Regions from separate parts of the Homo sapiens genome. Here region 2 is linked to region 1. A link is a loop called in an ENCODE intact Hi-C map of the cell type or tissue named here. Cell type or tissue: CD4-positive, alpha-beta T cell. All regions are shown on one strand. Links, peaks and the distances in the headings refer to the core of each region. The heading gives the core; the rest is flanking DNA. Region 1 overlaps POC1A (POC1 centriolar protein A). Region 2 holds the start of LOC105377088 (a long non-coding RNA gene).

Evidence for each region. Peaks named below come from ENCODE experiments on the same cell type or tissue, not always from the same donor. Only the 100,000 strongest peaks of a DNase experiment are listed, where the experiment ranks them.
Region 2: a loop joins it to region 1, with 4 times the contacts of the local background. A loop is called at or near these places in 5 of 110 quality-filtered maps.

Annotation. Positions count from the first base shown.
Region 1 is chr3:52,122,231-52,125,129 of GRCh38, reverse strand. POC1A (POC1 centriolar protein A) reads left to right here. Exons shown (of 11, transcript NM_015426.5): 8 at 1-17; 9 at 2,653-2,751. Among named protein-coding and RNA genes, the nearest start is that of POC1A, 31 kb to the left of the region's middle. In CD4-positive, alpha-beta T cell, for the core only: CTCF peaks have their summits at 1,611 and 1,810 (motif pointing right); a DNase peak (open chromatin) is centred at 1,819.
Region 2 is chr3:52,035,721-52,038,619 of GRCh38, reverse strand. It overlaps LOC105377088 (a long non-coding RNA gene), which reads left to right and starts at 2,742. Exons shown (of 3, transcript XR_940839.3): 1 at 2,742-2,822. In CD4-positive, alpha-beta T cell, for the core only: no CTCF peak of the experiment used is centred there; a DNase peak (open chromatin) is centred at 1,599.

The sequences.
Region 1 (2,899 bases), core at 301-2,800:
GAGGCTCTGATGAACAAGTAAGTAAAGAGTAGTCGAATGGAATGGTGAAGAAGGGAATCTGAGCTGATTTCTGCTCAGAACCAAACAGGGTGTTTGGGGGATGGGCTGGGTTTCGCCAGCTTCCTTGGTGGCTTTCAGCGACTAAAAAGGCCCTGATGGCGCTTGGGGTGGGGTTGCCCAGATCCAGGGGCCTTGCCACTCCAGAATGGGCCTCCTGCAGGTGCCGACCTCATGGCTGCATCTCAGAATCCTCACTGCTCAGGCTAGCGCTTAGTGGAAGGAGGCTGGGCTATGGTTGTCGTGAAAAGTTGGTTTTTTAGTTATTTTCCTGATTCCAAATAAATAGATAATGATTATTATTAATATGATCTTACTTTAGGCCTGGGAATATGGCCAATGTGACAAGAGCTTCATACCTCATTTAATTCTCGTGACATCTCCATGTGGGAGATGAGGCCCTCTGATCTCCCCGTGCGGTAGATGAGGAAACTAAGTCCCAGCAGATGCTAGAGCTGGGGCAGGTACTGGGGCCTGTCTCACTTCAGAGTCATTCTCCTGCCCTGGGAGCCTCTGCTCTGTCATCTGCTGCTCTTTGCTCCCAGCCCCCTTGGACACTGTTTGAGGGGTCAGCATTTTCAGTATTTTTGGCTGCAGAGAGAGGACATTGTGAAGAGGTCCTATCCCACCTTGTCACCCTCTGCTCTGAGGCTTCAGCCTGTCAGCCCTGGTGCCTTGTGCCCTGACTGCTAACCACCAATGACCTGTCTCCTGGCAGGCACCCTGCTTCTGGGGCCTAGTCCAGACCCTGGCACTGGGGAGGCCAGGAGCACTGAAGAGTCTAACCATCAGCAGTCTTTCTCCAGTGTCCGCATGGTCCTCTTGTCCAGAGAACCACAGCCCCTGATGAGGAAAGGAGGAAAGGGTGGCTGTTCTGTGCCACTGTTGACCTGATGGATGGCCGAGAATGTTTATTCCACTACTGCCCAGTCTCTTAGTTCTGGCTGCTCAGCCTAGAAAAGTCCTATTGGCCTATACGAGTCCTGGTCTCAGCCAAATCTACCAATTTTGGTTGAGTCTCTTCCAGTAAGGCAGAGGGTAGTTGGAGGCTCTTTGACCACAGCCTGGGTTAGAGACAGCAGGCATCTTCCCACACCAGCACCAGTCCTGCTCTAGCAGACGAGGGAGGAGGAAGGCAAAAGTGACTCCTGAGCCTTCCCTGAGCGTGAAGCCTGGCTTATTGCTTAGAAGACAGGGAAACTGGTAACTTCACACAGTAAATAGAGTCATGGTAGAATCAAATGACATAGTAGGAGAGGCAGCCTGGTGGAAAGTAGGTCCAGCAGCGCTGCCATCAGCTCCCAGGCTTCCTGTTTAATATCTACTCTGAGCTTTTTCAGAGTGACATTGGCATTGTCTATTTGCATTCATGATAGCCACTCTACTGTTAGGAATTTATTCAGCAGTTAGATTTGCAGTGACATGAAGACCCTGTAAACAAGGGTGTGTGTGTGCTAACATTCTGTTTCTAAGGTGATATGTGCACGACCCTAGACGCCATCCATCTGGGAGAGGAAACAGTGGAGCTGCTCAGACAGTGGTGAGGAGCCTCCTGAAGAACGAGGCTCACAGCTGCGTCCTGACAGACAGGGATGGTGTCCAGGGCATATGGAGTGTTCATCTTGTGTGGATACGGTGGTTTTTCTGTGGCCTCAGGTGACCACTGGCCACACACTCCCCAGTTCTCTTGTGACACCCAAGCCAGCCATCCTGGAAGTGGCCCTGGAAGCACACCGTCATGCATGGCCAGCAGCCTCCAGCAGGGAGCGCTCTTGCTCCCCAGCCAGGTGCCTCCCTCAGCTGTGTTCAAGGAACCGAGGGACATGGTCCTGCTGATAGGAGGACACCTGGAATAGGATGTGTTTTTCATGGCTGAGTTAGCCTTGGGATGACGAGTGTGTTGCTGAGTACTTCCTGTGTGCCCGTGTCCACCAGGCTGTCTCCTGTGAGCCTCACAGCAGCCCCATGAGATGGGAACTAGGCTTATCCCAGTCTCGCAGATGCAGGAACTGAGGCACAAGGTTGAGTCCCTTGCCTTAGGCCATTCAGTAAGGAGTGTTCTGGCCTGGAGGCCATGTGTTAACCACTTCTCACAGTGTAACAGGCCAGGCCACCGCCCGCAGGAACTTCTATTTTAGTTCAGAGGCAGATGATAAACAATGAAAAGGGGATTAAATAACTCCCTACTCTGATGCTATGAAGGAAATAAATAGAGGGCTATGATAAACATTCACAGAAGGCCTCTCTGAGAAGGTGGTGCTGTTGAAGCAGACACTTCAGCCTGCGAAGCAGCCAACCCCATGAAGCTCGGGCCTGTGACACCCTAGGGAGGTGAACCAGCAAGTGCGAAGGCCTGGCGGTGCCACGCCGTGGTAGTCCATCCTGGTCACATCCAGGTCCTCTTGAGGCCTGTCCACAAAGCCTGCTCCCCAGGGAGGTGGGGTAGGTCCCGGAATTGAGTTGGGGTGTCAGGTGGGGACCACTATCCCACCATGGCTCAGAACTTTGGGCATGGCCTCTGAGCCCATTTCCTCAGTGAAGGACTGGCAAGGGGATTTTCTTCTCCTGACTTGGTGTGCCTGTTGGTTTTGGCAGGTGATGGTTTGGAAGAGTAACTTTGATATTGTTGATCATGGAGAAGTCACGAAAGTGCCGAGGCCCCCAGCCACACTGGCCAGCTCCATGGGGAATCTGGTAAGTGGCTTGGCAGGCATGTCCTGAGCTCTGTGACTCTGGTGGGCTAGGTCATGGTGAACAGCTCTGGGCTTGGAGACGGTGAGGGAGGAGGTTTAGGCCTGTCTCGGGAAAGGGACCCTAGCAAGATCTTCTCATTTACCAAATA
Region 2 (2,899 bases), core at 195-2,694, 86 kb after region 1:
TACTGGGCAGTACACAGCCACTGAGGGCAGACATGGCTGCATGGATGCCGGAGACCTGCAGGGCCAGGCCTGCTCTGCAGTCCCTACGGCTGCCCATCCCCGCAGGCATGGTCGCTGCCAGGTCGGCAGCACTACACACACATTGCCCATTTGCCCTGCCTCACTTCCTCTGACTAAAGCTAAAGACTCACCCCTTCAGGGGATTCAAGCCCTGGCACTTGCTGGCAAGAAATGCCCAGCCCAGCCTCCCCAGAGCGTGCCTGCCCTGTCACCCTCTCTCTGGGCTCCTTGGCAGAGGCTGCCAGGAGCACATGGTAGGGGTGAGGCTGCTCCCCTGGTTTGAGGGTGCTGGGCTCAGCCTGGGCCAACATCAGGCAGTGGGGGGTAGAAGCAGGTGCTCTCTCGTCCAGACCTGGCCAAGGGCCCCTTCTGTCCCAGCTGCCAGTGTTGCTGACACCCCAGCCTCAGAGTCCTTGGTGCCTAAAGCCTCCTCGAGCCTAGTCAAGCCCAAGACCCAGTGAGAGAGTTAGGTGCCGAGCCCCCAGCAGAAGGGGAAAGCCTCAGCTCTGAGCCCAGTTTTGACCTCCTTCAGTTTCAAGGTAGCCGCTGAACTGTGTCCATCCAAGGAACAGCGAGGTCGAGGCTACCCCAAGATGTCTGGGAGAGAAGTGGGAGTTTGGCCTCATTACACTGGGGGTTGCCCTGTCTGGGATCCCTAGATGATCTGCGGCAGCTGCCGTCAGGGAGTGATGGGAGGAGAGATGGGGCTTCAGGCAACTTTTGGATTCAGGGCAGGGCCGCAGCTCCAACATAGCCAACTCCAGCCTCTGCCCCAGGCTCAGGCCCTAAGGTGGCCAGCACCTGCCTGAGCTGGGCTGTACTAGGCAGAGGTGGTTGCTGGGGCCTGAGGGCGAAGCACAGCTGACCTGAGTGTTCCTAGGCGGGGCCAGGAGGCTGAGGCTCTGGATCCTGACTCCAGCTCTGCTCCCGAAGGGCTGTGGGCCCGCAGCCAGGTCCCTGGCCTTTCTGGGCCTCAGTCTCCCCATCTACACACTGGCTGGACTCCTGTAAAGGGCTATTGGCAGTCCAGATACTGTAAGTTCTTGCATCATACCTGCTAGGCAGAATACACCAGCAGGCCCCCAGCAGTCACCCTGCCTGTCCTGAGGGTTTCTGGGAGGGGATCCTACTCTGTCCCTCAGACTCTGTCCTCTGCTGAAGAGGCACTCTGAGGAAAGTACAATGATGCTCTGATGGCAAGGCTAGCCAGGGCTGTAGCTGGGGCAGGTGTCAGGGCCCTCATAGAGGGAGGCTTCGAAAGGCCAGCCTAGCAGACCTTGTTCCACACTCACACGGCACTGTTTATGCTGAAAGCTTTTTTGCCACTCAGTCAATAAAATACTGGGGCTGCTGAAAGTGCAGCAGCCTGGGATAGTGCCTGGCATAGGCAGAAAGCCCCTTGCAGCCCAGCCCCCTCCTCCCACCTTCCCCCAGCCCAGCAGTCTCCACCCCTGAACCTCCTGAGCACCTCCCTCTGTATAGGTGTCAGTCCACTGGCACCCGGTGTCGGTGAGTGGTCGGTATGTGATCCAGCCCTTCGGTCTCTGGGCCTCAGCTGCCACCTGTAGGCAGTAAGTGCATCCCCTCCCCAAGGGCTGTGGTAAGGATCAGAGACCTCTGATGAACAAAAACTCTGAAAACCACCTGTAATCCCAGCACTTTGGGAGACTGAAGTGGGAAGATTGCTTGAGCTCAGGGGTTTGAGACCAGCCCGGGCATCACAGTGAGACTTCATCTCTACAAAAAAAAAAAATCCAAAAAAAAAAAGTAGCTAGGTGTGGTGGCACTCACCTACAGCCCCAGCTGCTCTAGAGGCTGAGGCGGGAGAATCCTTTGAGCCCGGGAGGTGGAGGCCACAGAATTATGATTGTACCACTGCACTCCAGTCTGGGCAACCAATAGAGCAAGATTCTGTATTAAAAAAAAAAAAAAAGCAAGCTCTGGACACAGCCGAGCCAGGTGGTGAGCATCACATATGGCAGTATCCCAGTGGGGTGAGCTCTGCGGCACAGTTGAGAGTCTGGCTTTCAGTCAGACTGGTTTCCAATCTCACCCTCAGAGGGCATCAGCTGTATGCCCCTGGGCAGGGTACTTCCCTTCTCTGAGCCTCATTTAAATGGGGATCATAAAGGGACCTGTCAATTCAGGTGTGGGGGAACTTGTCTAAACCACCAGGCCCTGGGGGATGAGAGCAGCTGGTATTGGGCTGTGCCTGCTGGGGGATGGGAGCAGTAGCTCTCAGGCACCCCTCAACGCCCCGCAGTCTCTGGGCTGGGGGTGAGTTTTGGTGCCTCACCCTGCTGGGGGAAGAGCCCTGGGGATGCACCGTCAGGGGCTGTCCAAGCAGCCACTGTGGAGTGTGCCCCAGCTGGAGGACAGGGGGGATGGAAATGCTGCCTTGAAGATGGGGGACACCGTCTGGTGACCCTGCGGGTGGCTGGGAGGATCAGGGTGCTAGGCCACTCTGCCCTGGCACTGGGTCTCAGGGAACAGAGGGCAGAGAGACGCAGGGGTCAGGCCCAGAAGGAAGGTGGCCTCAGGTATCTTTCCTCTGGCAGCAGGGCTCCTTGAATGCTGCAGTCTGAGCCTGACCCTGGGCTGGGGGAGTCCCGGGACTCCAGCCAGTGCCCAGTGGGCTCAGCCATGCTTCCCCTGCCAGAAGAACTCTCCCTCCCAGGTACCCCGGCTAGCAGTAACCACTGCTCCAAGGTGAAGACTTGACAGAAGCGCTTCTAACTCCTCCACGAGGTTCCCACTGGACTGTAAGTATAGAGACGGAGGCCCAGAGAAATTCAGTGACTTGGAATGTGAGGGAGGGGAACACAAAGCCCCAGCCCTT